Linked DNA regions of Homo sapiens: region 2 is linked to region 1. A link is a contact called in ENCODE Hi-C data. All regions are on one chromosome and are shown on one strand. Each heading gives the region's core, a stretch centred on a gene start or an enhancer-like site at or near the end of the contact. The rest is flanking DNA. Distances are from core to core; before and after follow the strand shown. Region 1 overlaps TNC (tenascin C). Region 2 overlaps ASTN2 (astrotactin 2).

Evidence for each region. A loop is a pair of places that touch in the nucleus more often than their neighbours do. Pooled maps may share reads with other maps.
Region 2: a loop to region 1 is called in a pooled map, with 9 times the contacts of the local background. The contact joins two enhancer-like sites. A Hi-C loop is called at or near these places in 2 of 37 single-sample maps with no recorded cell type and 2 of 50 pooled maps.

The regions. Positions count from the first base shown.
Region 1 is chr9:115,033,488-115,036,974 of GRCh38, forward strand. TNC (tenascin C) reads right to left here. Exons shown (of 28, transcript NM_002160.4): 21 at 2,611-2,754; 22 at 1,717-1,847. Among named protein-coding and RNA genes, the nearest start is that of TNC, 83 kb to the right of the region's middle. RefSeq lists an enhancer at 1,899-3,098. Within about 2 kb of position 1,529, at least 9 of the 41 ENCODE cell types and tissues checked have a DNase peak (open chromatin) inside an H3K27ac peak, as active enhancers do.
Region 2 is chr9:116,950,579-116,954,065 of GRCh38, forward strand. All of the region lies in intron 10 of ASTN2 (astrotactin 2), which reads right to left. Among named protein-coding and RNA genes, the nearest start is that of SNORA70C, 230 kb to the right of the region's middle. Within about 2 kb of position 1,938, at least 3 of the 41 ENCODE cell types and tissues checked have a DNase peak (open chromatin) inside an H3K27ac peak, as active enhancers do.

The sequences.
Region 1 (3,487 bases), core at 279-2,778:
GAATCCTAGAATGCCTGACAAGGAGAAGACCTTAAAGATGGATAAGTCCAAGGCATTCATTTTACAGATGGGAACACTGACACCCAGAGAAGATAAAGGATTTGCTTCAGCTCACACAGTGAGATAGTTCATTGTTATATCAATTCCAGGAAGGGGCATGATAGTTATTAGCAATGTGTCCAGTTCTGGTTAAATATGACAGATTGGATACAGCCACTCATCTCTACTTGCTTCTAAAACCCACTAAAAAGAGAGCAAGAGAATGTAAGGTATAAATCCATGAAGATGAGGGGAATGGGAGAGGAGACAGCAACAGGTGTGCCAGAAACTTGGTAGATAGAAAGTGAGTGGTAGAGAGACCATGGAGGGGAATGAATGAAGAAGGCTGAGGTTAACTAAGGAGCATGGGCAGAGCTAGTCAGAGGCTGCTTGGTGCAAGTCACAGAGTCCAGCAAGTTCAGTAAAGGAATGTGTACAAAAGCAGAGATGTCTTTAAAGGCCAATGTGGAGTGTGGTTGAACAAAGGTTTGGTTTGTTTAGAAGCTTTTTTGTAAGAAACAGACTCTAAGATCTCCTCATTCCCTCCAACAGTCTAAATGACTGCCCTTTCCCATTCAGATGGTAGGCTGAGGTTTACTCTCTGGAAAGGTTGAGCCAGAGAGGAAGTCCGGATTCAAATCCACCAGGCTCAGCCTTCAAGGAGGCCGAGGTGCTACACTGGAAACATAATAAGATGAAAGTTTGTACACAGTGAGAGGCCAGGTTTTATGGCACTGTTATTTGGGGGTCCCCCAAGAAAACTGTGGGTACTTGCCCAATCATTCTGCAGGGAGCCACAAAGTTGACAAGCCCTGCCTGAGCTAACTCCCTATTAGCTCTTTCATTCCTAGTTCAAATACAAAAAGACAGACCATGATCAACAGACATTGGGTGGATGTCTCCAACATGAAAGACAGAAACCCAAACCAAACCAAACTCAACAACAGCAGCAAAACAAAGAAACTTGTAACAAACACTGTGCAGGATATAGAATAAAATACCAGCAACATATTCTTAGAGATAAAGAGATGATGATATAGGAAGCACAAACAAAATGCCAGAAAAAGATCAATGTGTGGAGAACAAGCAAAAGATCTTGGAAATATAAAGTGAGATAACCAAAATGAAAAATTCAATAACAAGTTTGGAAGGTAAAGTTTAGGAAATCTCCTTCGCTTGTTTGAAGATCTAAAGTTATTTCAAATTAAAAGGTAAAAGAAAGAAAATTCTTGGGTAGCGAATATAAATAATATAAACACTGGATAAAAATGGTATTAACAGTTGATATCATAAGAACACGGTGAAACATATTACAATATATAATATAAAGATACCATCTGTGAGATAATACATATGGCAAACATGCAGAGAAACCTTTTGGCCTTTGTTCAACAAAATATTAAAGGATCAAGATTCCAGCTCCTAAAATGTCCTCAAGTCTTGTAAGCAGTGGTTCTTGATCTTGGCTGCCTATCAGAACTGGAGTCTGGTTAAAATGAAAGAGGCTGGAGAGTATGATTCAGAAGGTCTGGCATGCCATCCAGTCTCTACTAATTTTTTTTTTCAGCTCCCCAGATGCACTGGGGTAGAAAAACAGCATCAGGTAATTCTTCCATACTTTGAAGATCATGCAAATGCTTCAACTAGCATTGAGGAGTTGTTATATACTTAAAATACCTTGACTGTGCCATCCACTGATTCATAGACCAGCAGGTAACCGGTGACTGATGCCCGGGGGGGTCGCCAGGTAAGGAGGGCAGTTTCCGACTGAACCTCAGTAGCAGTCAAGTCTCTTGGAGAATCGAGGTCTGGAGAAGACAGGATGATTAATATCGGATAAGATCAGCAAATGTAGGGCAGAAATTCGGGCTGGGTATCAAGAAGACTGGGTTCAAGTCCTTTCCCTACCACTGAACTACGTGACCTTTGGCAAGAACTTCCTCTGTATAAATAAGGTGGTTGAGCCAGATGATCTCCAAAGACAAATTCTCTATGGTTTATCTCATCCTAAGGGCTGGATGTTTCTAACTGGCCTTGGTTGGATTTAGAGAGAAGTATACAGCTGTGAACATCATTATCAAGCCCCTTGTTTCTAAGTAAGAGGATGGATGAATGCTAATATCAATACTCACCCTGACAGAGAGGATGGTTCCTCTGTTTCCCTGCTTGCTATAGTTTGTAAAAAGCTCTCAATGTATAGAAACCTAACAAACATCTAGGAAAAATTGCCTAAAAAATATGCCTCTTCAAAAATATTTTCCTGCCTGGAACGTGGATCATTAAATACTAGGTTTAGGGCCAGTGGGAACTGTTTTTCCACTTACAAAGCCCTCCTCTTAAAATCTTTTCCTTCCCCGTGGGGAGACCAAGGTCATTTCAGTTCAAAAGGAAATAGTGTGTTTCTTCAGGCCTTGACTGAGTGGGCACTGGTGAATTTAAGTGATGCTGATGTAATCACATTGCAAGGCCCTGACTTAAGAAAGAAGAACTGGCTAGCGGTTCCTGTTTAAGATGCAGGCTGTGGGTGGGCACCCCAGAAGGGAGAGCTTCCAGCTCTCAGTGTCTTTGTACCTGTTGTGAACTTGGCAGTGATGGTTGAGCTCTTCTGGGGCCCTTTCTCTGCAAAGATTCTCAGTGTGTATTCCGTGGCAGGCTCGAGGTCGGTCAGAGCATACTCCACTGTGTTCCCGGACACCGTGCGTGTAATTTCTGGCACTAAACATGAAATACACATACCAAGGCAGTCACCTCTCACTGTCTGAGCCATGAGTGGGCTTGGCAAACCACATACACACCTCCTTCGAACATCGAAACTTTCAGTGACCCTGCGGAAAAGCAGGTCTGATTTCTGAAATGACTCACGCTCTCTTTCTCTCTCTTGAGCACTCACCTCATACGTAAAGGATTTCTCATATGGAGACTTAATTTTTCCAGGCCCCAAATCAGAAGGAAGGGGAACTGGGGGTCAGGAGATTTTTTTCCCACATGGTACTGGCTGGAATCGCTTTGCCACTGAGACCGAGGTAGAGGACGGTCGGAGGGGACATCCCCAAGCCTGCTGCCCATGCTTAATTTGTCCTGATGCATGCTCTCCTCTCTTTGTCACTTTTTCACATGCCCTTTTATAATTTACTAAGTGTCATCAAGTCATTAGGCTGAGGGGTCACAAAAACTGGACAGCAGTAGCTGCACCAGAGCCTGGCCACTATCTCTCAGGCCTGCTGGGTCATGTCCAGTGGTGGAAAGCAATACTGATCACATTGCTTGGGGGCATGTGTTTATTTCCTATTCACAGGTGACCAACCATCCTGGTTTGCCAGGGACTGCGGGATTTCCTAGGTGTGGAACTTCTGGTGCTAAAACTGAGACAGTACCAGGCAAGCGGGGACAAGTTGGTCAACTTACCTCATCATTTGTGAGCACCACCCCCTCTTCTGAACCAAGCCCC
Region 2 (3,487 bases), core at 688-3,187, 1.9 Mb after region 1:
TTAAAGTTTGTCACGGGAAGTTACAGTTTGTCATGGGAAGTTACAGTTTTCCTTTGGCAAGCTTCCCTTCCACCTTATTCTGGTAGGAACAGGAAACACCCTCCAGCCCCCCTTCTCTTTTCCTTTCATGTCTAGAATTACCTCTTTCTCACTCCATAAGGCTATAGGGAAAATTAGGTTACTAATATGTAAGTACCCTCCCTCCTGGCCATAGTACATGCCAGATCTGGCCAGTCATAGCACCTGATTCCCCTTTGCAGTAAGTGTCCTTGGCTGGGACAAAACAAATCCTTCCTTGGAATTTTATACAACATATGGAGGAAGATAGATTCTTTCTGTTTCCTTTATGTTAAAGATGTAAGAATGTGTCTCTACAGCTCCTGGTGCCCATGCCCCATACCTATGGAAGACACAGAAACAATGTGGTCAAGACAGAGATGGGAACTGAGATAAGACAGAAAGAGATAGAGAGAACTAGGCCATATGTGATGGCTCACGCCTGTAGCCCCAGCACTTTGGGAGGCTGAGGTGGGTGGATCACCTGAGGTCTGGAGTTTGAGACCACCCTGACCAACATGGAGAAACCCTGTCTCTACTAAAAATACAAAATTAGCTTGGCATGGTGGCGCACGCCTGTAATCCCAGCTACTTGGGAGGCTGAGGCAGGAGAACAGCTTGAACCTGGGAGGCAGAGGTTGCAGTGAGCCAAGATCACGCCACTGCACTCCAGCCTGGGCAACAAGAGTGAAACTCTGTCTCAAAAAAAAAAAAAAAAAAAAAAAAAAAAAAGATCTGTGGTTGTAGATACTGCCATGTATGAGCCCATCTCTCACACAGCATCATCACCAATCATGTGGAACAGTTGGTTCCCATTTATAGTTAAGTCAGTTAGGTTTGGTTTTGGCATAGACTGTGAATAGAGTCTACAAAGATAAAGGAGAGGGAAGGTATGATCAGTAGAACAAGGTCCTTCAATAAACTGAAGTGCATGAGATCAGGGTCAGGCAGAGAGATTTCCCTTAGATAGGAAGCAAGCCACACTCTAGAGATGAGTAGGAGAGGGTGGTATTGGTATTTGGTGGCAGAAGCTATGGGAGGCACCATGGTTAAGATCAGTAGGGGATCTGTAAGCATGCAATCACCAGCAAGTTATCTATGATCTCACTTTTCTCTCTTCCACTCAAGGTAACATTCCCCAAACACAAGTGGGAGATGTTATTTTACTTCTAAGGTCATATCCATTGCATTTTAAAAAATCCCTCCAAAAGACAAAATATTTTGAAACTTGAGTAATTAGACTATTATTAGCACTACATTTCTGACAACTTACCTAACCCCATAGTTTCAAATACTAAAAATCAGAGTAACTTGAGTAATGTGACTATTTTTGTTGTTACATTTCTTGGGACTTACCCAATAACTCATGTGGTCAAAGCCTGTGGGTTGTGCCACTATAGCTGAGAGCAACTGTATTGACTAAAATCACAATAATATGTAAGCTTTTCCATTACTTGATTATAACTGCATTACTGTATTTGTAACTGCCTTTTAGTTTATTCTTAATGCTAGTGAGCACTTGACATGATTTGAGAGTTGCAGAAAATAGCCCAACCACCACCACGACTTTATGAATAGTAATGCATGGGGTATGTCTGACTACTTACTCTAGACCTACCATAGACATGACTAATCAATTCTGGCATTCATTCCTATTGGGCTCGCATGCAGCCACAGAATCCTTCTCGGCCTTATGCTCCAGAGAGTATAAGGCTGGCCTCAAAGATGCAATGCATTTGCTATTGTTGATTGGCTTAGAAGCTCTTGGGGTTCATTCCTGTTCATTTCCTGGTGAAGAAGAAATGGCCTCCAGGATCTGGCAAGAATAAGGGCCCTGGAGCAGCCTTGAGCATCTGGCTCTCAATTTCCGCATTCTTTCTCTCCCTTTAAGAAGAGGTGAGATGTGATGAGAGGCACAGGCTGTGAGGCCTCAGGCTTTTATCTCTGGCAATGACATGGGCAGCGTGACATGCAGGGTAATGAATTGCCGTCTTTGCAGAAATGAATAAGTTGTGGTCAGTGATGAAATGATCAATTTGCTCCATCATGTTAAGCTGCCCATTCATCATCCACACCTGCTGTCAGGAGCCCAGGGCCGCTGATATTGGCCTCAAGCCTCTTCCTCAGCTAGCCGAGCAATCGCCGTTGGAGCTGCCTCCAAGCTCAAGGCTGCCTTTGATTACAGCCTTTGAGGAGGGGCCCAATTACTTACTGCTCAGCCACCGGTGACTCTGAAAACAAGGGACATTTGTGCTGACCTGGGCTGTTGACATGTAGCCTAACAAAATGTGAAAGACCCTCTGACAGGGATCCAGGTGGCCCGTCTTATTGTCCCACAGTGCGACCTTGGGCCAGGCCATGTCATTTCTGTTCCTTAGCTTCTCTATTATAAAAGGAAGGGGTGGAGGAGACTCCCAGTTCTCCATCTCCGACCCAATAGATCTGCAAATGTCTGCTATGGAAAGGACAGTTTGTGATTTTAACTCCCCCACCCACTGAGGCAAATAACAGCATTTATTAGCTGAGATTGTTTGGCAGCAGTGAATCATTCTTTGGCTTAACTGAAAATAAGGTGTAATTATCACATTTTACTGATAAGGAAACTGAGGCCTAACAAGGTTAAGTGGGGTGCCCAAAGCCACAAAGAGAGGTTGTGTTATAGTTACAATTGAATCTGTATCTGTTTGACTTCTAAACCCTTGCTTTTCCCACTGCAAATTGTTTTGGCTAGAGAGCAGGCTATTAAGACATTCTAGCCAAGCCAATTTCCTGAGAGTTCTGCAGGTACCAGGTGTTGCTGGAGCCCAGCATCTGCTCAGAGGAAGGCAGAGAGACCCAGAGGAACCCAGAATGAGACACTCATTTTTGCATCCTCAGTTTCCAAGTTAATTTTCTAGCTCCTGGTTAGGACCCGAATTACAGAGACCAGGCAGCTGTCCAACAAGAATGCTGACAGGTTTCATTGTCCTCTAGGGTAGCTGCTGCCTAAAGAATATTTGATTTTTTGTTTTTTTAACAACAACAAAAAAGATGGGTTCCCTGTATTGAGCATCTCCTGAGTGCAAAGCCCTGCACTATGTGCTCAACACTTGATCCTTGATGGTTTAAAGCCTCAACAGTGTGATCAGGTTAGTTGCTCACATTCTTGGATAGAAAAACTGAAACTTAGAGCAGATAAGAGACTTGTCCAAGGTCATTTAGCTCATTAGTGGCAGAGCTGTAGCTCAATCTGTATCCATCAGTCATCTGTCCATCAAGTCCAGTGGAGTAGAAGGGGTCACACAATGGGCTCAGAGACAGAGAACCTTGTGCTAGTTCACACCCTTGACCTGTCCATGTATGTATGGACATGTAAGCTTGGGCGGGTTACACAGGGCTTGGTTTTCTTATCTTTTTTTAAGGGCTTGGTGTTATTTTTAAAATAGCAGAG